Regions from separate parts of the Mus musculus genome. Here all the other regions are linked to region 3. The links are chromatin loops, found by intact Hi-C in ENCODE. Cell type or tissue: heart. All regions are shown on one strand. Region 1 holds the start of Rsbn1 (rosbin, round spermatid basic protein 1). Region 2 has its middle 27 kb from the start of Gm38412. Region 3 holds the start of Magi3 (membrane associated guanylate kinase, WW and PDZ domain containing 3). Region 4 has its middle 33 kb from the start of Gm38412. Region 5 overlaps Magi3 (membrane associated guanylate kinase, WW and PDZ domain containing 3). Region 6 overlaps Magi3 (membrane associated guanylate kinase, WW and PDZ domain containing 3). Region 7 has its middle 41 kb from the start of Gm5546.

Evidence for each region. A loop is a pair of places that touch in the nucleus more often than their neighbours do. Peaks named below come from ENCODE experiments on the same cell type or tissue, not always from the same donor. Only the 100,000 strongest peaks of a DNase experiment are listed, where the experiment ranks them.
Region 1: it touches region 3 in a loop (2.1-fold over the local background); 3 of 42 quality-filtered maps call a loop at or near these places.
Region 2: a loop joins it to region 3, with 4 times the contacts of the local background. A loop is called at or near these places in 20 of 42 quality-filtered maps.
Region 4: a loop joins it to region 3, with 7 times the contacts of the local background. A loop is called at or near these places in 20 of 42 quality-filtered maps.
Region 5: it touches region 3 in a loop (1.9-fold over the local background); 4 of 42 quality-filtered maps call a loop at or near these places.
Region 6: a loop joins it to region 3, with 2.2 times the contacts of the local background. A loop is called at or near these places in 2 of 42 quality-filtered maps.
Region 7: a loop joins it to region 3, with 1.8 times the contacts of the local background. A loop is called at or near these places in 5 of 42 quality-filtered maps.

The regions. Positions count from the first base shown.
Region 1 is chr3:103,911,923-103,915,922 of GRCm38, forward strand. Ptpn22 (protein tyrosine phosphatase, non-receptor type 22 (lymphoid)) reads left to right here. Exons shown (of 21, transcript NM_008979.2): 21 at 54-330. The coding sequence ends at 118. It overlaps Rsbn1 (rosbin, round spermatid basic protein 1), which reads left to right and starts at 2,198. Exons shown (of 8, transcript NM_001356556.1): 1 at 2,198-3,231. The coding sequence starts at 2,529. In heart, a CTCF peak has its summit at 2,290; DNase peaks (open chromatin) are centred at 2,509 and 3,239; H3K4me3 peaks cover 2,530 bases; H3K27ac peaks cover 2,672 bases.
Region 2 is chr3:104,434,564-104,438,563 of GRCm38, forward strand. No RefSeq gene overlaps it. Among named protein-coding and RNA genes, the nearest start is that of Gm38412, 27 kb to the left of the region's middle. In heart, no CTCF peak of the experiment used is centred here; no DNase peak of the experiment used is centred here; H3K4me3 peaks cover 280 bases; H3K27ac peaks cover 362 bases.
Region 3 is chr3:104,218,767-104,222,766 of GRCm38, forward strand. Magi3 (membrane associated guanylate kinase, WW and PDZ domain containing 3) reads right to left here and starts at 1,640. Exons shown (of 21, transcript NM_001159354.1): 1 at 879-1,640. The coding sequence starts at 1,200. In heart, a CTCF peak has its summit at 2,136; DNase peaks (open chromatin) are centred at 375, 1,005 and 1,785; H3K4me3 peaks cover 3,170 bases; H3K27ac peaks cover 3,222 bases.
Region 4 is chr3:104,439,918-104,443,917 of GRCm38, forward strand. No RefSeq gene overlaps it. Among named protein-coding and RNA genes, the nearest start is that of Gm38412, 33 kb to the left of the region's middle. In heart, no CTCF peak of the experiment used is centred here; DNase peaks (open chromatin) are centred at 2,164 and 2,644; H3K4me3 peaks cover 779 bases; H3K27ac peaks cover 1,747 bases.
Region 5 is chr3:104,165,263-104,169,262 of GRCm38, forward strand. The region is part of intron 1 of Magi3 (membrane associated guanylate kinase, WW and PDZ domain containing 3); the gene reads right to left. Among named protein-coding and RNA genes, the nearest start is that of Magi3, 53 kb to the right of the region's middle. In heart, no CTCF peak of the experiment used is centred here; no DNase peak of the experiment used is centred here.
Region 6 is chr3:104,017,471-104,021,470 of GRCm38, forward strand. It overlaps Magi3 (membrane associated guanylate kinase, WW and PDZ domain containing 3), which reads right to left. Exons shown (of 21, transcript NM_001159354.1): 18 at 3,467-3,593; 19 at 2,808-2,951; 20 at 31-169. Among named protein-coding and RNA genes, the nearest start is that of Phtf1os, 51 kb to the left of the region's middle. In heart, a CTCF peak has its summit at 2,168 (motif pointing right); no DNase peak of the experiment used is centred here.
Region 7 is chr3:104,317,229-104,321,228 of GRCm38, forward strand. No RefSeq gene overlaps it. Among named protein-coding and RNA genes, the nearest start is that of Gm5546, 41 kb to the right of the region's middle. In heart, no CTCF peak of the experiment used is centred here; DNase peaks (open chromatin) are centred at 1,863 and 3,403; H3K4me3 peaks cover 945 bases; H3K27ac peaks cover 3,152 bases.

The DNA.
Region 1 (4,000 bases), 310 kb before region 3:
AATTTCTGTGTATAAAAATACCCATCTTCATTCAGTTTTATTTTTGTCCTCAGGTTTCGGAAATCGTTTTTCAAAACCCAAAGGACCAAGGAACCCGCCATCAGCTTGGAATATGTAACGCACCTCTGGATTTATAAGAATATTTGTTAAAATTGTACCTGCAGATAAAGCTACTTGAATACTGCTATAATAATAATATCAGTAATGAGGATATATTTTGTCAATAGTCTTGAAAAGGAAAGCAATATGTGACAAACTTCCAGCAAACTTGTATTTTCATATTCCTTATATTTCACTGGGAACTGCCAATAAAGTTTGTACTTCAGTTTATGCTTCAAAGTGTATTTACTTTTCACGTTTGAAAGTTATTATATTTTACTTTCTTTCTATATATGAATTTTCTTTAAATATAAATTTTTATTTTGAGATGATGTCTCCTCCTCCATAGCCTTTGGAGGGCTGTGGTAACAAGCACACAAGTCCAGCATAAACATTAATTTCAATAGAATTGTAAGAATTTGATCATAACGTTCTCTTTAAAATATTTTTATGTATACAAGTGTTTTTGCCTGCATGTATGTACAGCACCTGTGTGTAGTGCCCATCGAGGCCAGAAGAGAGAACCAAATCCCTTGAATTGGAATAACAGGTTGTGACTTGCTACGTGGGTTCTAAACCAGGGTCCTCTGCAAAAGTAGTTAAACGCACTTAATTCACCATCTGAGTTGTCTCTCCGACCCTTCAACTAAATTTATACACTGCCTTAATATTAAAAATAACTTTAAAAAATAGATTTTGCTATGCAGCCCTAGGCTGGCCTCAAACTATTGATCCTTCTCCAAGCTGCAGACCGCTGCTATTGCAAGCGTGCTCCATCACGACTGACTAAAGGTTTTAGTTAGAAAACAAAGCACTCCTTCCTTTGTGCTTGCAGTACTGCTTGTGAAAATGACTAAATGTCTAAACGGAGTGTATCTCCTCAATTTCCCCAATTGTTGCGTAAAAGAAGGAAAGATGATGTACAAATAACGGCAGTGATCACTTCTGTATTGCTATGAGGTGTCCAACTGTATGTATGTTTACCCAGTTATTCACTTACCAATTCAAGAAAAAAAAATCAACAGCGGTTACTTTTTGTTAGCACTTTAACTTTCTTTTTTGATAGTGTGTTCTTCATAGAAAAGGCCCTATAGATAAACGTGTCCACATAAAACGAATTTATGTTCACAACCATTTAAAGGTACTGGTGATTTGAAAATGTATTTCTATATGACTATGGATTCTTCTAAGTAAATTATATTTCAAATCTAGTTTTATACAGTAAATAATTTAATGGCTCTTTATTATTGTAAAGGGTTGGCTTTACTTTCCCTATCAGTTTAATATTTTTACTTATGAAAATACAGCCTAGCAACAGTATTATTTGCGCTTTAATACTTTTTGTTGGGAAACCCAAATGCTAGGGCAAATTGACCTGTATTGTTACTTGTTTATTGTAGTACAATGTATACCCAGTAGGTGTTCAAGAACTTCTCTATTTTAAACGATAACTTTTATTACAGAAGTTCACTCAGCCTAAGTTACTTCTCTGGGAACTAGTGGTGTTAAACCACAGTGTCTTTTATATGCCTAGTACATCATTGTAGTCGGTTATTTCCAAATAGCTTTCTCAAGGACTTAAATGCAATTCTAGGTAAAAAGCTAAAGTAATGAAACTCAAAACGGATTTCTGAGTAAACACCATCTCCTGGCGAACAGTGTCAGGTTGACAGCGCTTTTCACATTTGCAAATTTATATGTATGGGTTGAAAAAAAATTAAAAATTTCTATCGAGACATTTTTTTTTGTTGTTAACTATAGCTGTATGTTCAACAAAAATGCTGGATTCTACCTTTCCAAGAATTGGAGGGAAAAGTGACTCTGGCAAGGCGGAGCTGCGCTCAGGGAACGCCTAAGGCAACATTTGCACCTGCCTTGAGCCTGCAGCGGTCGCCACAGCAGTGCTATAGGAAATGCTTCAAAAAAATTTTTTTTTTCTTTTCTGAATAGCAGCTTTACAATGTTCTACAGCGAAACCGTCGTTTTACATATTCCGAAATTCTTTTCCTCCTGGTTTGTCAAGGGTAAACTGGAGATTCTTTTACCTCACAAAGGCTATGGGGAGAAATACGAAATTGAAAAGTCACTATGGAGACCACCTCCGGGCAAGATGAAGGAGGAACACTGGAAGTGGAGCGCCTGAACACACGGCGAGACTCTGAAAGCTATTAACATTGTTTGGGCGGTTAGGGCGGTTGGCGGCAACTCGCCGGAGGGCGGCAGTTGCGTGGCACCCCGAAGCGTGCCTAGGCGCACGCTCCCCTCCGCTCCTCCACTCAGAGAGCAAAGTGGGGGCGGAGGGGGAGGGGGAAGAACGCGAAGGGCGGTGGAACTACAACTCCCGCAAGGCCTTGCGCGTCCAGGGTGCTTTACAATAGAAGCTCGGTTGGCGAGGTCTGCGGAGAGGTGTCGGAACTGCCGTTTCCGGCATGTTCAGGTCTACGAGAACGACCGATCAGTGGAGGGTGGGGGAGAGACTCCAATGCCCAGCGGGCCATGCGCGGGCAGCGCTTGCGCGAACCGCGGACGGGGGGGCGGTCGGGCCATTTAAATGTGTGTTTGTGGGTGAAATGGCTGCGCAGGTCGGAGCGGTTCGCGTAGTACGGGCGGTGGCGGCGCAGGAGGAGCCGGACAAAGAAGGGAAGGAGAAACCCCATGTTGGGGTTTCGCCGCGGGGAGTGAAGCGGCAGCGCCGGGCGAGCAGCGGGGGTTCTCAGGAGAAGCGGGGGCGGCCGAGCCAGGACCCCCCTCTCGCTCCCCCTCATCGGCGGCGTCGTAGCCGCCAACATCCCGGGCCGCTGCCTCCAACGAATGCCGCCCCAACCGTCCCGGGCCCTGTTGAACCTCTGCTCCTGCCGCCTCCGCCGCCACCGTCGCTGGCACCCGCCGGGCCCACTGTCGCTGCCCCGCTCCCGGCCCCGGGCACCTCGGCCCTCTTCACCTTCTCGCCTCTGACGGTGAGCGCGGCCGGGCCCAAGCATAAGGGCCACAAGGAGCGGCACAAGCACCATCACCACCGCGGCTCCGATGGTGACCCCGGCGCCTGCGTTCCGGGCGATCTCAAGCACAAGGACAAGCAGGAAAACGGCGAAAGGAGCGGAGGGGTGCCTCTGATCAAGGCCCCCAAGAGAGGTGAGAGCAGGCGAACCGCTGGGGCTCGGGCTGTAGGTCTCAGTGCCCATATCCCGCCCCTTTAGGACTGAAAGACGCCGCTCTACTCCCCTGAGCCCACTGGAGTGGACTCGGGATTGCAGGCGGTTGCCACAGTTTGACCTACTTGAGGCTTCTCTCTGAGGCCGAGCTGTCAGTTTCCATCCCTGTTTGCAGTTCCCCCGGAGCCTTTGCAACATTTATTTTCAAATTCGGCAGGGTTTCCGCGCCGCGCAGTGCTTGGCATCGGATTAGTAGGTGGGGTACTAAAACCTCCCTTTCTGAAGTAAAGGCTTGTCACTGAAAGTCCCTTCTTGTTCTCTTGCTTGGAAATCTTTAGTTTTTCTCATTCCTGGCACCAGCATATTTACAGGTTTGACTCTGGGCTCTGAGTTTGAATTCTTAAAGAGGTTACACAACTACTGGTTGCCTTAGCTTCGGCGAGGTTAAAAAAATCATTTACGGTGTTTATTTTTCAGCTAGACGTAGTAAAAATAGTTTTTTAAAAAAAAATATTAGCCCTTTTAATTGTTAGTATGGTTTAGGATTGGTTCGAGGAAGGTTTTATCACCCTCTGAGTCTAGGAAGTATACCAACCGTATCTCTGAAGGGAAGGAAGCGTGCAGTAGGATGCAGATGCAGATGTAGATTCTAGTTTCATTTCATTTTGCCAGAGCACTGTTTGAGAATCTCTGCAATTCCAGCAGTCTTTAAAGGTTTTTCACATAGAAAAAGTAGGACTAAGAGTGCT
Region 2 (4,000 bases), 220 kb after region 3:
TGCTCTTGCAGAGAGAGGTTCAGTTCCCAGCACCTATATTGCTTCACGGCTGCCCTTAATGCTAGCCCTCGGGGACCTGACACCCTCTGACCTCTGCAGGTTCCTGTGCTCATGTCTCTCTCTCTCTCTCTCTCTCTCTCTCTCTCTCTCTCTCTCTCTCTCTCTCTCTCTCTCTCTCTCTCTCTTTCTCACACATACACACACACACACACACACACAATGGGACATCAAGTCAGCCCTGATAAGATGTCAATTATTAAAAAGACGAAGGTAACAAATGCCGGTGGAAATGTTGAGCAAAGAGAGCCTTGAGCACAGCAGTTGGGAGCATGGCCACCAGAGAAACAGCGTGCATCTGCCTTACAAAACAAGGAACACAACTGCAATGTGACCCAGAAAGCTGAGTGTATATTAAGATAAACTGAAATCAGCCCAACCAAGAGTCTGTGGCTCAGAGTTAAATGGCCGCAATTCACAGCAGCGAAGGTAGGATCAGCCTAGGTGCCCAGTAACAGACAAATGGATACGAACATAAAGTGTGGTGGCACATACCTTTAATCCCCATACTTGGAAGACAGAGGCATCAGATCTCTGTGAAAGTTCCAGGACAGCCAGGGCTACACAGAGAAACACTGTTCTTAAAAAAAAAAAAAAAAAAAAAAAAAAAGTAAACACACAATAGAATATTATTTGTGCATAAACAGGAACACAACTGTGTCATTCGCCCAACATGGGTGGAATTGGACGTAAGTGACGTAAATCAAGCAAGTGTCAAGAAAGACACTGTGTACTGAATCATATCCTGGCTGAATGCAGAGAGATACAATGGTCCAGAACCTGAGCAGAGATGTAGAGAGAGTGGTTAGTGAGCAGAGGGTTGCAGCCGGATGGGAGGAATCGCTGCTAAGGCCCTATAGCATCCAGGGTTTAACGGTGGCGGGCAAGTAGCTGGTGGGAGGATTTCACACGTTCCCATACTGAGAAATGAGAACTGTCTGAGGTGATGGATACGCCAGTCATCCTGATCCAATCATAACACATTGTGCACAGACACTGAAAAATCGCAGCCACGTTGTAGCTCATGAGGACATGCAATATGTTGATTAAAAATTGAATACAGAGGTCAAAAACTGACATACCTTCCTTAGTTTAAAGTCCTAAGGTCCCAAAACATCTCAAAAAATATGGGAGAACAGAAGGCTGCGCAGAGAGGCCAGAAAGAATCTAGACATCCAGGACCCACGAGGGGAACTCAGGTATGACCAATCCCCATTAGACCCTGCCCTTGGTCTTTGGGTCTTCAGTCTGGTGTCTCCCACATCCCATCAAACTATGACCCAACTCATTACACTCTATCCTTGCTAACCTGCCTGCTGTTAGGGTGCTGATGATGGCCCGTGAAGGGCTCATCTCCACCCACTCCACTGCCTGGCCACTGACCATTATGGCGCTTTTGTCTATTTTCTAGGCCCATCCTTTTGCCTCTCTTTATGGGATTCTGGAAGCCTTCATGATACTGCCAGTAAAAGTCCTCTTTATTGAGAGGCAGTTCCTGTTGTTTACACTCAAGAGTTCCAGCCATACCAAGTGACTCAGCAGCTCTTCTCTGAGGTACAGTCCCAAGAGCAATTACAACGCAGGCCCATGTAAAAATCAAGGATCTCCATGTTCAAGGTAGCATTTTTTCATGATAATCAGGAAAGCCAGAAACAGCTTGTCCTGGTGTGCTTCTCTGTTGCTGTCATAAAACACTGACCAAAAGTGATTTGAGGCTGGGGGAGGGCTCATTTTGCTTACATGTGTACAGTCCACCTTTGAGGGAAGCCAAGGCAGGAACCTGGAAGAGGTAGGAACCAAAGCAGGAGCCGTGGAGGAACACGGCTTGTTGGCTTTCTCCCTGTGCTTTACCCAATGTGCCTTCTAATACAACCTAGGACCACCTGCCCAGTGGGCTGGGCCTTCCCACGCCAACCATTAAGTAAGAAAACACCCTACAGACTTCCCTACATGCTAATCTGATGGATGTGATTTTCCTACATGCTAATCTGATGGAGGCAATTCCTCAACTGAGGTCCCCTCTTCCAAGATGACTTTAGTTTGTGACTAGTTTGACAAAAAGCTGATCAGCACACATGTAAATAGGAATAGAAATGCTACTAGACCCTGGGATTATGAAATAGCTCAGATGTATAGAGAATGCAAACCACTCCATAAATACCAGCTGCTGTTCCTATCAATGTGCGAATGAAGATGGGATCAGAGAGCCTGCTTCTGGGGCTGGAGAGATGGCTCAGAGGTTCAGAACACTTGTTGCTCTTGCAGAGGTCCCAGGTTCGATTCCCAGAAAGAAGCCTAGTGGGACTTGGCCCTGGGGAACCCCCGGTGCCAGACCTCCTGCCCCCCCCCCCCATATGATGGCTGCTGGAAAAACTGGAGGGAAAAGGCCCCTTCTGAGTGTGGGGGACAAAAATTAACAATAGACTGTGGATTGGTTGTATCATTGGCGGATTAACTATATCATTTCCTTTCCCTGGCCACTCTCTTGTTCACGTTAGGTCTTCCTAGAGGGTGATAGGCAAGGTTCCCAAGCCTTTCTGCCATGATGTACCCTTCCACCTAGACCCAAGCATGCCAGCCATGAGTCTGCGGTGTACCTGGGGAGCCGGACCCAAGCTCTGATGCTGGAACCTTTGCCTGAGTGACTTAAGTAAGACCCTGTTCCTCTCTGACCCTCAGTTTGTTCTCGTGCTAATAGAGTCATGAGTGAAAAGGATTTGACCCTGACTTCTAATTGCCTCAAAACACCACAGACTGTGGGTCCCCTGCTCAACTCCAGCTCTCTGGAAGCAGAGGCTGGCATCAGCATCTGTTGAGCTCATCAGAGTTTGTGACGCTCAGGTGTTCTATGTGCGTGAGGGACGGTGCATATGTACTTGATGCTGGGGACTGAACCCCACACCTCATAGATGCTAAGCTGCTATTCAACCACTGAGTCCTGTTCAGTCAGGTTTGAAGGCCTCCACTGATATTCAGATTCCCAAGAAAAATGAATGCTGTTCTCATCTAGCAGAGAGCAGCGTTGAGTGGCCTGCCTTGCGGTCCAGGCATGATAGCCACTTGCCCGTGAAGGGCCCGCTTGTGGCCTGGCCCAGCATGGGAAGAAGCTGTTCTTGTATCTCATCAAATACCTCAGCTCAGCTATTTGCCTCCCCCTGTGCTGCTTTTGTTCAAAAGGCTGTGAGAAAAGCTGGCACCTTTCCCTGGAGCTCTTGAAGACAATGGCAAGTCTCTCCTGACTCTCGGCAGCTTTTCTATTTCCGTAGTAACTGTCCTCCTCCATGATGCTGGTTAGCATCTTTTATGTTTATTTATTTTAACATTCGTTAAGTGTTTCAAGTACCTTAGGCTGGCCTTGAGCTCCCTATGTAGCCAAGGATGCCCCTGAACTTCTGATCCTCTTTCTTGCCTCTACCTTTCTAGTGCTGGAATTACAAGCCTGTGCCACCATGCATCGATCGGTTTAAGCATCATTACGGGATGGACCTCGGGCTTCACACATGCTAAGAAGCATTCTATCCACTGAGCTACAGGCCCAGCCTTGTTAATACCTCTTATGCAGACCACACAGCAGTTCCTTAGTCCTCTTCTGACCTCCAGCCAGTCCGTCTCAGTAACCACAGTGATTTTCCTAAGCCGGCCTTCACCCCATCTCCTCCGCCCACGAGCCAAGCCGTCTACCTCCCAGTCAAAACCAAGCTCCTCCCCTGTCCTTTAAGTCTTTCGAGAACCAGAACCTCAGTACATCCCTCTCCCACACCTTCTTCAGGCCAATCATCACTTCCAAGAGATGAATAAAGGATATTACATAGTATGAAAATGTAATTGTGATTTTTTTTTGCACCGTTAATAGCTTCAAATAAATAATAAAAGATCCACTTTGGGCTCAGTAAGCTCTTTTGGATTCTCTTCATAGGGTTCCCTAGGTTGATGGAACCCCATC
Region 3 (4,000 bases):
ACAATTTGATTTCTAGTAACAATGATTAATCACGATGCCCATGTCTACAACCACCTCAGAAGCCAGAACCATATTTTACCAATACCGAAAGGTCCAACAGTGTTTTCTCTTACAAATTCGTAAGAAAACTTACTACATACTACCAGACCAGACTGCGCAGTCTGATCAATGCTTTCCAGCTAGGGAGTATGCCATAAGCGTAACATGCTTTGCAGCACATTTTACGAGCATCAAAGACACCAGGGCACCAAGGGGTTCTTTTTTTTACCCTGCGCTTCAACAAATACTGTAGATTTGAAAGCTTTACAAAGGCATTTGCTCGGCTGGGCACCTGGGTCCTCCTTCCAAATCCAGACGACACAACAGCTCCACTGCCTCATACCACACACTGTACCTCACTGGGACTCAGACACCTGAGCCACCTAGACCCACAGAGTGGGACTGTCAGCTCCCAGACGTCTGCGGTCGTGCACGACGCACTGGGCCAGCTGAGCCCTCCCAGGAGCTTTCAGTGGTAACCTCGGCCCTCGATCCGGCGCCGAGTCTCCATAGTAAAGCCCTTTCTCCCCGTTAGAAGACGCAAATACGTTCCAAAGAAAAGATTATCATCATAGGACTGTTTCCACAAAGGGGAGAAGAAAAGAGATGGCTCTTCTCTAGGCAAATAAAAATAAAAATAAAAACTCTTGATGCGGTGGGAGACCGAGCTGGATTAGGAAAGCCAGCTCCTAGTGCCAATTCCCTGACAGCCTACACAGCTGTCGGTTCACCCGAGCTCAGTTTTACTAGCCGCAAAATGGGAAACCCCGGCGCCGCCCCCTCCCCCCTCCTCCCCGGGGAGTCGGACCAGGACCCGGGTCCCCAAGGCGACCACACACCTGGCTTCACCGTCTTCAGACGGATGGGCTCGCGGAAGTGGCGGATGACAGCCAGAGTGTCCCGGTTGGTGAGCCCACTGACCGGCGTCCCGTTCACCTCCAACAGCACATCGCCCGGACTGGGCGCCTTGCCCGAGACCACGCAGCAGGTGCCTCCGCCGCCGCCAGCCTCGTCGCGGAGCCGCCCCAGGTAAGGGAACTCGCCGCGCTCGGCGCCGCCGCGGATCTCGGCGCCCAAGTCGCCCGGGGGCCCGGCCCAGGATACCGCACACTCCTGCACCTTGCTGAGCCAGTGCTTCTTCTTCTTCAACGTCTTCGACATCCCGACCTCCGCTGCACCATGGGGAGCCCCCGCGCGGGCGGCCGCGGTGCCGCTCCGGGCCCCGCGCACAGCCCGGCCAGAGGGGCGCCGCCGTCGACCCCCCGCCTCAGCCCGCCGGCCGCGCGCCGCCGCGAGCCGCCCCTCTCGCGGGCCGCTGAGGAGAGCCGGAGGGAGCGCGCGCCCCGCGGGCGGCGCCGGCGGGGTCTCCGGGCGGGGTCAGCGCCGACGGCCGGGACTCGGCGCCCGCGCGGCGGGAAAGGCTGAGGCAAAGGGGCGGGAGCTGAGGGAGCGGCTGGAACCGAGGCTCGTATCGGTACGCGCGCACCGAGCTTAGTCGCTCGCTGGAGCGCGGCTGCTGCGGAGCCGGAGCGCCGAGACCAACGCCTGCCCCAGCTGCCAGGAAACTGGCGCTTTCAAACCCGCCGCAACCTCCTCCCCGCTCGGCCCCTCCCCCGCCCTCGCCGGCCCGGCCCCGCCCCCTCCCGCAGCGCAGCGCCCGGCGCGTTGCCGTCACCAGCTCTGCTCCGGAGGACCCGCCCAGTTCTCGGCTCCGCACCGTGGATTGGGTTCTGGCAGCTGGGGGCGGCCCTCGGCGGGCATGCTGATTTCTGATTGGGTGGTCTAAGTAGAGGAGGCGGGCACTAGAATGACTGAAGTTTAGAGAGGGAGGAAAAAAGAAGTTTAGAGTGTGAGGGAGGGAGAAGGGGGAGGGAAAAGAGAGGGTTGGTCTGGGAGCGGGCACAGGTCGCCTAGAGGGGAGAGGCCCTCCAGCCAGGGGCTGGAGCCAAGGGAAACTCAAACACTGAAAGGACCCTGGTCCCCAAGGTGGGGCGTGCCCAGCTGGGCAGGGGGCGGGGCCTCGGAGCTGGAGCCCGAAGGCGATCCTGGGAGTGCTTTGCCTGGATCCTGGGAGTCCAGTGCCCAGCTACTCCGAACGGTGGAGCCACTAAATGGGCCTGTTAAGGCTGAAACGGATTCTACGGGTTTGAATTTGTTAATTCGTTCAATGAATGTTCTTAAATGATCCATTGGCGAAATCCTGTTAATTGAGGGTAAAATACAGTCCAGTGCTCGAATGCTGTGTGATCTCGGGCAAGTTAGACAGCCTGTCGGAAACAAGCTGAGAGTGAAGATCATTAATTACACTAGCTACTGAACTCCAAGAATGAAGAAAACAGTGATCCTGCTCTCGAGGAGACTGCAGCTTAGCGAGAGAGACTGACTAGAAGATCATTTGAGGAAAGCGGGAAGGAGATGGATTAAAAAACAACCTGGTGCCTGCGGAGCTAAGTCCTGACACTGGTGGCTTGACCTTGACCAGATCTCTGCTTCGCGTCTGCTTGTTTGTAAGAAGGTGGAAGAAGTGACTCAGAACAAGGGAGACCTCAGATCTCTCCCAGCTCTAATTTTTCAGAAACACTTAAGCTTTTTTTCTTCCTTCATTGAACGCGTGCTTTCTCGTCTTTGGAATGCCCTCTGTTCGTAAATGTTTCACCTCATCCAAATAGTCGTCCAGTATTTCTTGGAAAGTGTTTTCTCTGAACTGGGGCACTTGTCTCACTTTTGTGACAGGGCATGTCTTCTGACTCCCTTTAATGATAGCCCTTATTTTAAACTCCGAGGAGCTCTACAAACTAGATCAAGCTTCAGACAGCTACAGTGATTTCCTTCACACCATTGAACTGGGGAAATAAAAACACTAAATGTGGGCTGGACTCAAGAAACAATAAGGGAAGTGGAGCCCTGGAGCTGCAGGCTTGGGACCTGCCAGGCAGAGACAGGACCTTTATCTACACCCTGATGGAGAGATTGCCAGACTGTAACCTTCAGTCCTTGATTGTCTGCTGAGCAGTCACCCAAGAGAGAAACTACATTTCTTTAATACCACCCTCCATCCTGCTGAGGCTCCCTCTGGCCAAGTGGATTGGAAGCCAGATGGCCTTCACACTTATGATGGGGGTAGAGAAAGCCCAGCGTCTGGAACCCAATGGAGTAAATACTTTTCACAGGCATCATGTGGATCATTCAAATAGACCAACATCTGAAATTTAAAAAAAAATTTAACTTGTTTTATGGACAACTAGTTAATACTAATAAATTCCTGAATGAATACTCGATTGCCTTCACATCTTCTATTTTTGCTGAGACTGAAACACAATGCTCTGCCTAAACTGTATCTGTTTAGAATGGCTCTGGCAACAAGGAACAAAACATCTGACAAATAATAGCTTAGAGCACACTGTCATTTATTACATCTTTAACATAAAGTTTAAGTGTGGTAGTTTGAGGACTAGTTGGACAGTCTATTATCAAGGTCCGGAGCTCTTTGTGTTTACTCTTCCACATCATATCCATATGAACTTTTGTCTCCAAGCCTGTCACCTATTAATTACAAGGTTGTCATAGCTCCAGACATCACATCCTCAAAGGTCATTATATGAAGCAAGAAAGAAGGGTAAGAAAATGTTAGTCCAAATTTGATGAAAGAGAAAAATCCTACCTAGCTTGTGGCCACTGTGGTAGGCTAGAAAAATGGAGCCATGACCACCTTAGACCAGTCACTGGCAAAAGAAAATGCAATTACTAGCATTCCACTAACTTGATCATAAGTCACCTTCAAACAAAGCAGAGGTCCTCTTTAAGGGAGGAGGAGAGAATAGTTGTTAAGTAGTCACCCAACAATGTCTGCCTGCTGTGTGTCTTTTTTCTTTTTCTTTTTTCTTTTTTTTTTTTAAGTCATCTAACATCTGCCCAGTGTCTTAACCATGAATTGATTCTCAGGCAGAAAACTGCAGTCATT
Region 4 (4,000 bases), 220 kb after region 3:
AAAAGCACCTACCCTAAAGGGCTGAAAGTGGCTCAGTTGGTAAGAGTGCTGGCCTAACTAACATGCACAATGTCCTGGGTTCGATCCTCAGCACCACATAAAACAAGTGTGGAGCCTGCAGAGCTAGAATCTCAGTACTGGGAAGTGAAGGCGGGAAGATCAGGTCAAGGTCATCTTGAGCTACATAGCAAGTTCCCCACCCACCTGAGCTATATAAACCAGGACGGGGGTGGGGTGGGGTGGGGAGAGCATTCTGAAGCCCGTTCTCTCCAGCTCTGTTTTCTCCTCCTCAGTCCTGCACATAGACCCAGTGAGCCGGCTGGTCTTGAGCCATAAGGAAAGGTACCTAAGAGGCTATGAAACAAATGATGAACTCCTCCACAGAACATGACTCCTGGGCAGGCAGCAACTGGAGACCCTGAACAGAGGCAAGGTTTTCAACCTGGCCTGAGCGATGGAACCCTGAGCGATGGAAAACGATGCTTCTGGCTGATAGCACGAAGCTATGGTTTCTTCTCTCCTACCCACCCCTTTCTGTTGCAGGCTGATCACATTTCCTTGGTGATTTCCATGCTTAGTCAGAAGACTTAAGGGATAGCTCTGCATTCCACAGGCTCTTGTCCAGATAACCTACTCTGTACTAATTAGTGTGATCATCCGCAAGGTCCCTTCCTTCCTGTCTGCCTCGAGTTTGTACGGAACAACTGCCATACACTATAGTAACTCCGCTGGACCCCTGGAGAGGCTGAAGATGAAGATGCCAGTGCCTCTGTCAGAAAAACAACACAAAACCCATCTGTTTCTAGTGGTTTCCTCTCTCACTTAGACCATGAGAACGTTGTAACTGAATGGGAGAGAGCCAAGAGTCTGGCAGCTGATCTGAGGGAATCTTACACAATTTTGATGAGACCCCCCCACACCCACCCCAGTGTGAACCAAACCAGTTCTCCAGTACAGGATAACTAGAGAGAGACAGCTGAGACATGGGGAGGGGCCTCAGTGGTCGCCTGCGCGCACACACACATTTGTCTGTGTATCAGCTCCTAAAATTGTAGTTAATACTGTTGTTATCATATTACCACTCAAACAGATATGAAGCAGGCATAAAGGGGCTAAATGACCCATGCAGCACCAGCCAGCAAGTAAAAGGTAGAGTTGGGACTGGAACCGAGTTAGTCAGTCTGCCTCAAGTCCCAAATGCCTGAAGCACGCACATTCAAACAAAAACCAAGGAAAGGGCTGGCCGGATATCCAATGGGGGCAGAATAGGTAAAAGCTACAAGGACACTCCCTGCCCCAGGGCATTCTCAGTGAGGAAAGGCGGCTTTTGATAAGTCAGAATGCCTATCCACCCCATGCTTTAAACGAGCTCTCATACACACCATTCATTCTGTTTCGACCATATTGTCACTTGTCCCCTTATAGACAGGTACTCCAGGGCCGAACCTGGAGAAGTTTCATAGTGTCTGCCAAGCACCGAGACTGGGTCCCCGGGTTTCTGCGTGCCGCTGTTCTTCTCCCTTTAGACATTAACTGCTGTAACTAGTGCTTCGCGGTGGCTCTAGTATCTGGGGTCCTGACCTCTAGAATGCAGTCCTGGGACACACTGCTCTTCCACCCAGCTTCCGTCTGTAAATATTTCTTCATGCTGGAAATGGTTCTGAGCACTCCTCAGTGCCAAGCTCTCGAACCACCAAGTTGAATTCAATGTTTGCCCAAGCCGCTCAGTATTTGCTAGTGGTGACAAGCATGGGAGGGACCTTCTCCGTGGACTGAGGGATGGCCCCAAACCTGCTCCTTTACCCTGGAAGTGGGAGCTGCAAATGAGATCACACAGGACAATCAATTTGTAAAAAAGCATAAGGTGAGAATGGGGTGTGGAGAGAGGGTGAGAAGAGGAGGGGGAAGGGAAACGATTCAAGGAAGAGAGAGGACACGGGCAAGACTGCAGCCTTGGATCAAAATGAAGACCTCTGAGGGCCAAGCTGCGAGCTCATCCTGGGCTAGGAGCCCAGAACAAGACTCCGGCCTCCGAGGACAAAGCCTGGAGCTCTGGCCTCTCCCTCCCAACAGGCCAAGCTGCCCTGGGCTTCATCCTGGCAGCGTTCTAGAACTTTTGAGCCATGCACCGCCCCGTACAGATTTTGAGTTACAGCCTGAGCCATGACAAAGGCCAGGCCTCTCGCCATTGTGCAACCGGAGAAGCCGGATTTCCTGTGAATCCCCTTACGTAAGGGTATCCCTGAGCAATGGTGGCCTGGGTAGCGCCCTCTGCCGCCATTCTCTGTGCTGAAGCGCCACCTGGAGGCCAGTTCTCGTTCAAACCGCTGTGTAGTAGAGCCTCCACAGAAGGAAACAAGAAGATGCCTTGGAACAAAAAGGCGCCTTTTGAAAGAGCCTCAACAGTTTCTTCACCCGCCCTTTATCTATTGCTGATGGGGTATTCAAGAGTTAAATGACAGGCTTCTTAAAGGGACAGGATTAGAGCCACAGTGATCTTGTCACTGCCTTTCTTAAATTCTAATATCTGGATCTGAAGAGCACACGTGAGGGGAAAACTGCAGTTTGCCCTGCATCTCGGATTCCAACCTCTTCATCCCCCTACTGCAAAATTCAGGTTAGACTAACTTGTGTAGAGAGCTTGGCAGTGAGCCGGCCCCTTCTCGGGAGAGCCTGGGATGCTGCAGAGGTTTTTTAATCAGCTGCCTGGCCCTGGGCATGAACACACACCCTGGATTACTCAACAAGTAGCTGGGGGCTGGGGGGGGGGGGGGGGCGGGGACTACAAAAATAATTGTTTAAATTGAGCTCCAAGTTATTTTAGCCTGAAGAAATTCTAAGCTAGATGGACCCAGGAAATAGGGAGTATTCAACATAAAGAAAAGGGGACCAGGCTTCCAAACTGAGAAAGGTTTTGTCTTGTTTTGCCTTTTTTGTTTTTTGGTTTTTTTTTTTGTTTTGTTTTGTTTGTTTTTTGTTTTGGGTAGGGAGGCAAGTAACCAAGCAAGCAAAACAACACAGAGAAAGGGGGGGCTTTCTTTTTCAGAATTTTATACTTATTCTTTTGGTAGGCCAGCAGTTTAGCTTCCTACAAGGACAAAAGACCCTGACATCTCAAGCAAATCCTTATCAGAAAGTGGAAAATGCTAGAGTTATCAGGAATATTCCATATCAAACCATATTACAGCATCATGGTAACAAAAACAGCATGTTACTAGCTCAAAAAGTGGCCCTGGCAATCAAGGGGCTCAAACAGAGGTCCCAGAAGTCACCCCACAAAGCTACAGTTCTCTATCTTTGGACAAAGGTATCAAAAACATACACTGGAGGAAAGAGACCTCTAAACACCTGTGCTGAGAAAACGATTTCCACAAGGAGAGGAAAGACTAAGACCCCCGTCTCCAACCCTGTGCAAAATCAACTCAAAGTGGATCTTAGAGCCAGACCTGAAGCAAAACACTTCAGGACACAGGCATAGAAGAAACTTTCTCAACAGTGCTCCAACTGTACAGCACACATTGCCAACAACCAACAACTAGACGTATAGGAAACTAAGACGTTCCTGTCCAGCAAAGAAAACAAGCACCAGCGCCTAGAGAATGGTAAGAAAATCTTTGCCTGCTACACATCTTTATATATACAGAACTGGGCAAATTAAACACCAGGAAAACAGATCACCCAGCAGAAAACAAGCTAACCGACTGGGCAGACAGTTCTCAAAGAAGGCATACAGATGGGTGATACCCAAGCACAACCAGAGAACAAGCCATGAACCAAGGCAAGCTCTGGTTATCAGAGCAGCAGTATGCAGTGCCTGGGTGCCCACAAAGGTGCCCACATCTTAATGCAGTCGCTGCTGTTACTCTCCAGACCAACAGTTCCAACAAGAGTCATGGTTGAACTTATTATAAGATAAAACGGTCACCCACCCACCTGGGGAACAACATGTAGCCTACTGGTTGGGTGAAGAACACAAAGAAAACAATGTCATTTATCCACG
Region 5 (4,000 bases), 54 kb before region 3:
TAACGTAATTTATTGTATCTAGATACCTAAGCTTAACTTTTCTGGCACATGAAAGACACTCAAGTTCAGTTTCTTTTCCTGCTTCCATTTGAACACAGTGTTCTGTCCAATGCAGGGAGAAATGAAAGACTCCATTTGTGTTCCCATAGAGCTTATAGTCACACAAGGTGACAAACAATACAGTATAATTTTAAAGGCAACAATGGAGACACTATGGGAGCACAGAAAGTGAGGAGTCATCACGAAATGACTCCAGTCAATAACCACCAAACAGGCTTGAAACAGCTGTCAGATGACAAGAAAGGGAACCAGAAACAGCAGAATAACAGTCCAAGTAAAGGGCACTCCAAAGGCACAGAAGAGAAAACTGAGTATGTTTAAGGAACTACAATTATATGAGCTGGCTGGCACTAGCAATGGGAAGTACAAGTGAAGGGGCCAGAAAGTTAGGCAAATAACAGATTATAAAGGCTCTAATTTTAAAAGGAATGACTTCCATTATGTTACACAGTATAGGCCAGACTCAAAAGACATATAGCATATTTTCTCTCAGATCAAGAAAATAGATTTGAATATTTTGAGAGACAGACAGACAGACACAGACAGAGAGATAGCCAGAGAGACACAGAAATAGAGGTGTGAAACTAGAAAGGAAATCATAAAAGGAGAGGAAAAGATCTTAAGGGAGGGGAAAGAGAGGCCAATGAAATACTGTTCCCTGAAGCGGAAGAGCGGACCACTGGCCTGGAAAGAAGGGAACCAGTGAGAGTGGAGGGACAGAGAGCACAAGGAAGAGCAGTGGAGAAAAGAGCTAAATTAAAATGCAGTATATTGGCATATAAGTATAAAATTGCCATAACAAAACCCATTACTTTATATACTAACTCTTTTTTTAAAAAATTAAAGCACTGCAGGTAAATGCTGAAGACTATACTGGACGAGAATTGTGAACAGTCTCTTTTAGCTTCTGAACCACTAACAATGGTGTCTAACATACAAGTAGGAAAAAGGAGTAATCCCATATTCTTATGGACTAAAAGAATAATTACATGGTTAAAATTTTTAGTTATGTTATTCGACATATACATAGGTAGTTAGGGAAGTATTTGTGCCCGTGACAAGCACAAACAGAAAGTGAATGAAAAAAATTCAGAAGTCCTTTTTTATGTTCTATTTTGATTATCTAGAAAAGAAAAGACTAAAAACCATACATTAATCACAAGCTAATGAGACAAGCAGGAAATAAAAAATGGGAAACAAGGATGTAGAAAAGTAAGATATTTAACTAGCTAAGAATGACTGAAGTAATAATCAGCTTAAAAGTGACATATACTTGCCTCACTTCCAATTTTATTACTGTTAAGTATTAATAGGTAAGTTTAGTTCCGTAAGAGAAAGGTGAAAGGAAAAGGCTGCAAAGCAACGCTGAGCTTCCGACAGTAGTATGTAAAACTCAGGCTGAGCAGAGTGGAGACAAGAGAAAATAGGAGCCTTTCCTGGCTCAGTACTTTGTGAACCACTCTTCTCCATCATCTCCTGGTTGGTCAATAAAGAGCTGATTAGCCTTTTAGCTGGGCAGGAAAAATATGGGACTTCCATGCCTTGAGAGAGAAAGAGAGTCTCAGGTGAGCTGAGGAGTCCCCATGATGACACAGATGAAGAAGGAGGTCAGCGTGAGACCAGGATGGCAGGCAACAGGACACACGGCTGGGAAGTCGGTTGAGAAGTAGGCCAGGCCAGCTCAGAACCTGCCCAGCTTTGTGAGTGCCAGAAGGGTGTAATGAATGTACCAGGTGTCAGGGAGATAAAAAGTGGTGATAGAAAAGCCCCCTGAATCACATTTATAAACAACAGCTACTTCTAAGACTGTCATCTCTAATTATTTCATTTTAAAACACCCTTAAAATGTCTGCCAAAAATACTGACTGCATTCTAATATGACACCTTTTTTATTATATCATATTCAAACATAACTAACTATATAGATGAATATGCAAATAAAGCTGTCTGTTTTAGGGAAGAAAGAAAACAGGTACTGTGCACATTCAGGTCTTTACAACTATACTAAAAATGGATACACAGACACATGTATTAAGAGTAGGATAGCATAAAACACAGAATCTAATTAGTCTACTCAAAATAAACAAACAAGGCAATACATAATTATTGCCCTTCCAAAGAATCATTTTGAGTATAGGCACTCCTGTAGTGTAAATGGAAAAGAGCCTTTTAAATTTCTTTCTTTAAACTACTTTTAAAAGACTTTCAGAAAGAATGCTTAAAGAATTTTCAAAATAACCTCATTATACGTTGAGCAGTTACAGTTCCATTTCCCAAAGCATTTCGCCCATACTCACCCCCCAAAATCCTGTTTATTAAAGAAGCATAAAATAAGGGGAAAATCAGCATTTAGCATCTTCCATTAACCATAATTGTTATCTGATAAATTTATATTTTAAGTAAATTAAAAAATTAGAACCCTCAAATGGCCTACCTTTTGATTTTTGAATACTTTCAAACTCCTTACTAATCTACAGGTTAATTTATTAGTCTTATTTAAATAAAAACTGAATAAAATTCACTTAGGCTTATAATTATGCAAGCTGCTTCATCATCCTTACAGACCATTTTGCCATTAAAGAAAGCTTTTGTTTTCCTTCACTGGTGTATTCATATTTTAATTTGGCGTTCTGCACATTATATGAAGACAATAAATTATGAAGGCAATTATATGATCCCACTTATATAACAGTACATTTTTTACATAACACACTGGAATATAGAGGTTATTAAAATTATTATCACTCAGCTATTTTCTGTTATTACACTGTAACATTCCTAAATCTTTAATCAAAATAATTTATTCTATAAGAAATCTATCATTAGATTTCATATAGTTCATTTGACATAATATTCACATTATGTTTATACATGTTTTTCAATAGCTATTATTTTTAAACAGCCAATTTAATTCACACAAACTCACAGCTATGAATCAATCTTAAAGATTTAGAATAACTACATGCTATTAGTGTCTCAAAAATGTTCCATTCATGAAAATCTAAATTCTCATGTTTTTAATCTCAAAGCCCTATTTTTTACTTGCTACATTTTACAGATATAAGAGACTAGAAAAGATCAAAAAAAGTGAAATTATTCTTTGTTTACTCTTTCTCTACTTGGACACATGTCAATAATCCATGCTCTAAAGTTTAGGCAAACATCTGCACACTGGCTACGTTTAATTCCCTTTCGTAATACTAGCCCCTTTCACGTGCAGTAAACAATACAATAAGCACTCAAAAATATTTGTCAAATAAATTCCTGAGTCAAGAATTAGTGAAGAAATATATGTGATTATTAGTAATATTCATTAAAGTTAATAACTTACTCCTCTAAAAAACCTTCAGCTTCATTTATAAAACTTATAAATTGAGACATTTAATAAATTTCCAAATGAAATTCTGAGACGGAGACTTCTAACCTTACATATTAACATTTTAAGAGTAAGACAGAGAGGGAAGAGACAAAGATGGCATCATTGTGTTCATAATGAAAATAGATTATTATACTTAGTATGCTGTGGGCCAAGAACTCATTTAGTCATTAAAAAGTCAGTGAAGAATTTTGGTGAAATTCAATGGAACAAAAAGCCAAAGGGGCTATTACTATTAACGCATGCATGCTTATTAAGTGCTCATTACATATCTAGTACTGTACTAAACTCTAATTTCTCTTGAAGGGAAAGATTAAGAATTTCAACTTAAAATTTTAAAATATGTAAGACATTCTGTCTTTAAAGACAGAGTACCAAGGGAGAGTGATAAGCAAGAATAAGCTACCAGGCAAAACAGGATATGAATTTTATCATGAAGACTTAGTATACAGACCTGGAAAAATGTGAATTGTATATCAACTAAAATATAATTATATAAAATATTAGTGTATGTAATATACAAAAATAAGCAAAAACGCAGATATAGAGACTGAAACTAAGATG
Region 6 (4,000 bases), 200 kb before region 3:
CCAGCATGAGTGTTCAGCTATTTTGCTTACCGTGGTCAGGTATCAAGCCAGTTCCTGGCCTCAGAAGGAGGAGGACTTTATTCCCACCAGCCTGAATGAGCTCAATTGCTCGAGTGTGTGTGATGCCTTGTGTCGGTTCCCCATTGATTTCAACGATCTGGTCACCAACCTGGACAGGGAACATTGACAACTGTATGAAATGGCACCGAGCTTCATTTCCACATTGTCAACAGAGCCCTTCAGCTCTGCTAAGTCATTCTCACTTGTAAAGTCTTTAACCTAGACAGTGTGCTATCTTAGTGACAGCTGATGGGAACACAATGCATGATTTTATTTACTTGATAAAAATTCTGCATGAGCAAGTTTTATGTGGCTACCAGTCAGTATCTGAGCATTTGAAATCAAGCATTAAATTCACATTTTCCCACATCTGTAAGGCCCTGAGACTGATCCCTAGTATTGTAAAATAAATAAATAATAAAAAATCTAGGTTTTTGTTTTTGTTTATTTGTTTTTTTTTCCCAAAAGTTAAGCCCTAGAAAAGATGACATTTATGAATAGCCCTAAGTAACCCTGCAGAGTGGCACCTACGTAACAATCTGTAAGGGTGCTTTCAAGCAAGAGCTAATCCTGACTTAGTTTTCTAAAGCTGGTGCAGATGGCTGCTCGTCACTGAAGCTTTCCCGAGACAGTGGCCATCTTTTGTATTGCCAGCATATCCTATACATGAGTGAGGCTTTAGCTAAATGATATAACTTAGAGATTAAATTTTAAAGAAAAAAAATACATTAATATGAACACTTATTTAAACCAATTATTGGATTGTATATAGTAACAAATATAAAATCATTTTCCTGGAAAACAGAAAGCTAGGACTTGGAATAAGATACCACAGTGCTGTTGTCATTTACCAGAAGTGTCTATTTTAAAGGAAAATAAAAAATATGCTGAAATCTAACAGTAAGAAACGTGAATAAAGATGTTGGTTTTGAGATCCGTATCAAGGTGACATGTAACTGAGGGTATTTATTGACTTCAAACAGTGAGATATTACTGAATATTAAAACCCCAAATATTTGTAAGATACTCAGATAATGTGTACGTAATGTGACAGCAGAGACTCAGTAAGGAGATGATGGGGATGGGCCGGAGAGACTGCTCAGCAATTACATCACTGCTGCTTTTCCAGAGGACCTGGGTTCAATTTCCAGCACCTACATAGCAGCTCACAGCCTTCTTTAATGCCAGTTCCTGAGGACCAGACACATCTTTCTGGCCTCTGTGGGCCAGATAAATACGTACATGTGTATGTACATACATACATACATACATACATACATACATACATACATTTGGGCAAAACACCATAAAACACAAAAATCCAACCCCCCCCCCCATATCAAAACTAATGCTTTCTATCTATTGACGAGACAGGAAGCTGTACTGTGGGGTCCAGGTATGTGGCTTTACTTTTTTCTAGATCAGCAGTCTCTCATTTTCTTCACCTGTTATATGAAAACCAGAGTCCTACCTCCTAGGGTTGTGGGAGAGTCAGTGCTATGCAATATGACTACACACCAGCCACAGATAAGTGCTGGTTGGAAATACTGTTGGAAACAATCTTTTATGCCAGATGTTGGGGTTCTGTTGTTTTAAAAGTGAGCTCCCATCTCGTAGGCATTCTCTGTCTCCCTGCCATAGGACTAGAGTTCTCCACCATCTAGACTGTCCTGGCCTGGGATTTCTTCACAGGATCCAGACGTGTAAGAATTACATTTCTTCTCTTTATAGATTTCCCAGTCTCAGGTATTCAGTAATGGTAACAAGCAGACAAAAACAATTATGTAAAGTGAAAAAAAAAACAAGCAGAGTAAGACAATAAAGATTACAGGTCAGGAGATAGTAAGAAAGGTAATTAACAAAGCCCTTATTGTCCAAAATAAGTGGGAAAAAAGCCCCTTTGGTAGGTGATAAAAGAATCATTTCCCTGAGGAATTATGAACAACAAAGTAGGAAAGTAATTCCGACAGAAATGAAAATCAGTGTGAGCATGGCTGGTTCATCCTGGGAGAGAGAGCATAGTTTCAGTCACACTCTTTCTCTTATAGCCACAAACCTATATATTTTAATATAAATACAATGTAAATAAAACATGTAATTGAACAGGCTCGCCACCAGGTGTCATTTTTACCTTTAAAATAAAATGGGAAGGCAAGGGAAGTGGAACTTTGGGTTTCTGTTAGGCTGGCAGGGCTCTGTAGAAACCAAAGGGAACACTTCTCTCGGCAGAGGCAAGGGACCATTTTTGCTGTGATTTTCAGTTACTATAACAATGTTAATAAAACGGTAAAAATATGTTTGAAAAGTTGAGCACTAGTGTTGTAAGGTTGAGAAAGTCTGTGACGGAACAGCACAGAGTGAACGCTCGTCTTTCTAATAACTGTAACGGGTGGCAGGGCCAGAGGCTTCTGCCTCTGTAGGGATCTAAGTAGAAAACCTCCCTGGGCTTATTATGTCTTAGAAGAAAATGTAAAATAAAAGTCGTTTTATCCTGCTGTCTCAGGACCTGTACTAAGATGGAAGAGATTTGATTTACCGACCCATCGGCCCTGCACTGACTGCTCTTCTGGACACAGAGAAGCCATCAGGCTCTGAACCCTGGCTAGCTGGGGAAGCACAATGGTGGCATGCGGCTGCAGAAACCCGTTTCCTGTGTAAGGGGTTTCTGCATTCCCTCTAAAGCAGTTCCTTCTAGAACTTTCCAGCCTAGAGGCAGAAGCAGAGGTTGCAAACAAAGGTCAACTCACGTGAATCCTGCCGTCTTTGATGGCGGGCCCGTCCTCGGCCAGGCGCAGGATGAACAGCCCCATGTTGTACTCCTTCCCTCCGCGGAGGCTGAACCCAAAGCCTCGAGGGCCTCTCTCCAGCTCCACAGGGTAACAGCCAAGGCTCTGGGGGAAGGAAGCATCATGACAGAGTGCTCTCACGCACTGCTTCTGATGTGTCCTGAAGAGAATCTGCTTTATAGCTGAGGGAAATAGTGTATACTCTTGATACAGTTCTAAGTGGCAAGAAAGGAATGCTAGCTGGGGCTGCTACTTAACTGTCATAAATTCAAATAGATTCATTTGAAGATTATGCCTTCTTATAGTCAGTCAATGTTCAGCAGAACAATTAAGAGAACAGAATTTTTGAAAGTACCCACTTTACGGAGATTTTTTACAAATTTTCCTGAAAAGCAAGCAAAAGCTCCCCCCATTTAATTAGCTACAACTATGCACTTGTGCATACTTAACCTCGATTCTGACTTCTCTGTTTGTATGGTGTAGTGAATGACAACCACATTACCAGTCCTGTAAAAATTAGTAATTTTGGAAGCAAATGTATCCGAACAGATTCGCAACAAAACACCAATGTTCAGTGATTCAGCAACCCAAAAAATCAACATCAGGGTGTCTGTGTTTACCTGATTGTGCCGACTGCCCACAACTGAAATCACTGCAGTGTCAGGCTGTGCAAGGTGCTTATGGTCAGACCAGGAATGTCTGTAAGAACTGCAGACATCTCTCCCAATTTCACCTTCTAGGGCAATTCTGTGAGAGAAACCAAGTTATGTTCTGCACTGAGAAAATGAGAAACAGTCTGAAAAGAAAAGCAGATCAACTCCTCTCAAGGCTGAGCCTTACCATCCTCTATCCTGACAAGCTGCTGTAAACAGACTATCTCTAGAACCCGAATTGCTAGGAAAAAAGACTGCTCCTTCTCTCCAGGGTCGGTTAAACACTGAACCCCATCCCCTTCCTTCAGTGGAATTTAATGGAGTTGCTCTCAAAGAAAGCTGCACTCAAAAATAACTGAACTGGGGGCAGACACTGTGACCTTGTCACCATGAGAAATGGACCTTCCGAAGCCCCAAGGCCTGGGAAGATGCTGAATTTCTGGGAACCTAGTTTTCTTTTATGAATAATATTTTTAACAGAGGAAAAATATCTTCAAATTA
Region 7 (4,000 bases), 98 kb after region 3:
TTGGGGTGGAGAGCAAAGCTGGGCAGGGTAGCTCATGCAAATAATACCAGTGCCTTTAGGGCTGAGGCAGGAGAGCAGCCTGAGCTACAGAACTGGACCCTGTCTCAGAGGGGTTTATGTATGTCAGAGGGCAAGTGTCCTGAAAGGCAGGACCACACCAAAGTACAAGTGCTCCATTTACCTTTAGCTTTTAGGAAAAACAGACTCATTTCAGGATAGCATTTCTCATTCTCGATCACATTCAAGTTACCACTAACTGGGGTCTAATTCAGTTATACGTCCTGTGGGAAGGTAGTCAGTCCTTCTAAAGCTCTGATCTTCAGATCTACTGTTTGATGGGTAGGTGCTGCATGAAGGATTGCTTACATCATCAAACTCAGATAGGCTGAGTTCAGCAGCTGCTTCACTGAGAAGCATAAGGAACGCCTTAGTGCTGGGTAAAGACAGAAAGACGTGTGACTTTTCTCACACAACGGCAGCAGCAATGTACATGCAAAGGATTTGCCAGAGTTACTCCTGGGAAAGGGTCCCAGAGCTCCCTGAGGAAGTAATGAACCTCATTATCAACTCTCACGCTGTCACAACAATGGAAGCTGCCTTTTCAGGACTCCATGTTAAGGAGGCTTCCAGAAGAAAACCTTCTGAGAGAATTAGTACTCTAGTGCACTCAGAGAGTGCTTGGCTAGACAGAAACAGCAAAGCATGGGCATCACTGTTTTGTCCAAAGCAGTTGAAAAAAAATTTCAAGATGGAGACAATCTCTGGGGCTCTGTAGACAGAGTTCAAGACCCCAGCCCTCTGTATTAGCAACGTGAACTCTAGCCAGCTAAGTGTTTTAAACCTCAATGTCCATGTTTGTAAGATGGAGATAAGATTTACTACCCACCTCACAGAGTGGTCCAAATCTTAAGCCAGGAGCTGAAAACTGTGATTTAGAAATGTTACTTACGAGAACCATCTTGTTAGCATTCTCTCTACTCTAGGGCTGGGATGACCCATTGAACTAACTGAAGCCAATACGTCTTGCTCCCTTCGTATCCTAAGTCCTTCAGAAGAGTCCTAATTGAAGTTGTATATTAAATATCTAGGTAGGTCTATGTACATATTGGCTTCTATTTTTTTTAATGCACAAGTATTTTAACTGACACATAAAAACGTAAGCTTTATATATGTATGGAGTACCACACAACATTTTGAGACATATGAGTTGTGTAGTGTTTAAATGAGGGCAAACACTTCAGTCTACTCACCTAACATTTATGGTGAAAACATTCAAAACTCTCTCTGCCAGCTCTTTGAAATACACTATGCATTGCTGTTATCTGCAGTCACCCTACTGTGCACAGTCACCCTACTGTGCACACCAGAGCGGCTTGCTCCTGTCTAACTCTACACTCCTATTTTTACAGTGGGTTTGATTTTATAATTGGGGTAATACCTCAACACATAGACAGTGCTCTCTTGGCACTAATAAGTCTATAAAAAGGTTACGTCTCTGCTCTGTGTCTACAATTCTCTGACAGGTCTTCTTCCTGGTAATAGGTTTGCCCTTAAATCTTCCCTGGTAGATCTTGTTTTCAGAAAAGAAAGGATATTGGTGTTTAATATATATGATGGATTTTTAAAAAACAGTAACAGTCCCAAATAGATCCTGTCTCCCACCCTCACATATTTGAGCTGTTCCCTCCCACCTTGGCTCTGGACTTGGCCACTTGAGTTGGCCTATGGGATCATTATCAAATTTGACAGAAGCAGGGGCTGGACACGGACTTGCCAATTGAGCTTGACTCGTTCTTGTTGTTGAGAACTTTCTGGCAGTAGGTGAAGAAACACAAGCCAGCCTGCTGGAGAGAACAACCTAGACACCAGCCAGAACCCCCTCACCCCAACCCCCATCCACACGAGCAAAGGCATTGTAGGCTTCCAGCCCCGTCTGAGTTGCCAGCTGCCTGCAGCCGCATGAATGGCTCTGATGAAACCAGCCCCCGAATGTCCAGCTGCATCTAGCCCTCGCTGCTGACCTGCAGAATAATGAACTGATAAAACGGCTGTTGTTCTTAGCTACCAAGTGCTGGAGGGGTTTGTCAAAGCAGATAACAGATAAACTTAAATTTTATAGATACAGTAGCAGTTATTTCTGCCCTCCTGTTTATGCTTCTAGAAGAAGCTTTTGTCGCATGATAAGACATGGAGATCTGTTTGTGGAAAGTCCAGAGAGACCCACGCCTGTGGCCCTCCCCCTTTTCCTTTTAGTTGATTTTGGATAATCCAGAATAGAAGCTCTGCCTGTGAAATTTTTGAGAAGTGTAGCAGAACCGTCAGCTAAACAAAGTGAGAGTCTCTGAATAGCAAGAGAGAGATTAGCTGGCAGCAGGAATGTGCTCCACTCCTGGGAATAACTTCCTGACACCACTCTGCATATCACAGTGCCAATCCCTCGTCTTGATACTTAGCATGCACAGTCACACAGGCATACTCAGTAGTTATTGAAGAATGCCGATTTTCACCTGGTGAATGGATGTCGCTAAGTGGCTGAATAGATTCTAGAGATGCAGTTAAGGGAAATGGCTGCTAACCTATAACAAGGAAGTGGGTGGGGAATGGACTTTGAAAGACTCTGGAGAAGCTTAAAAAAATAATGAGAAACAAGAGGAATAGACACACTCAAAGCAGAGAGACTCCGATTTCTCTGTGGTTCTGGCCCACCAGGCAGGTAACAAATAACTATGAATAGTCAACTTCACTAAATAAACAAACAATGCAAACTCCTTGGAAGGAGGTCAGGTTCTCAAATTAAGGTCACCAAAATTGCCAGTGTAATATACGAGGGATGTAGAGAGATAAACTGAAATGTTCAGGATCCAATTGGGAAACCCACATTCCATTAAACACTCCTCACAGAGATCTAGAAGAACTATTTGTTAAATATTTTGTTCTAGAGGAGAGACACCGCAGAGATTTGAACTAATGCTGGGGATGACAAAGAGGATAATGGACGAGAGAGAGAGAGAGAGAGAGAGAGAGAGAGAGAGAGAGAAATGGGGGAACACTTTGGCTTCATTCTGCTTCCTCAAACAATCACAAACTAACCCCCCCCCTCCATGGGGGAATTCCTGAGATACAGGAAGACTCCCCATCATGAATAAGAATATTTAAAAATCTTAAATACCACCTAAAGTAGCAAGGCCACTGTTGGTTTTTAAGATTTATTCTTTCTTCTTATGGCAACAACCCTCCTCTCTTCACACCCTGATGCTTGGATGGAAACTGGGTCCTGTGGTTGGCATGTGACCATCATTAAGCCACTGTGAGCCACTGACATTCACTAACGAGGGTCACAGGACCCTACTAGAACCAATGGAATGCTGTTAAACGTGGGTCTGTAGGAGGCTGGGGCTGGCGCCATCATGTTGGGCTCTGTGCACTTAGATTCTGGGATGGAAGCCAAGACAGTGGTGGAAGATGGCCACGTAAGGTGGAATTTGAGCTATGAAATCAGCCTCATCTGAAACCATGCTTACCCCTCAGATGTTTTGTTTCCATAGACCAACACATTCCATTGTTGCTTAAGTCAATTGCTTTCTGTCACTTGCTATCAGGAGAGCAGTGGGGGTCATCTCTTAATGGATTTCTCATCTGTAAAAATGGGAGACATTACTAGAAGAGAGCATCTATCTTCAGCCTGTAGTTCTGATTTTAAGAGAGTGAGGTTATAATATTCTACCAGACAAATGGTTTGTCCTGGTCATCGTCAATGCAGTGAAATGCATTGAGTGCTCACATTATTTTCTTTCTTTTCTGCATAAAAGGCAAATGTATACAATTTCATCACATGCCATTTACATGTAGAAATGGACCCTTGAGTGTGATATCACCATAGAGATTGGAATCTAGGAACAGAAAAAGCAATTATAGTTGGAAAAGAACATTATCATCTTTGAAGCATCGGACCTGTGTAAACATAGTCCATACCTTTTCTAAATATTGACCAATACTGCTT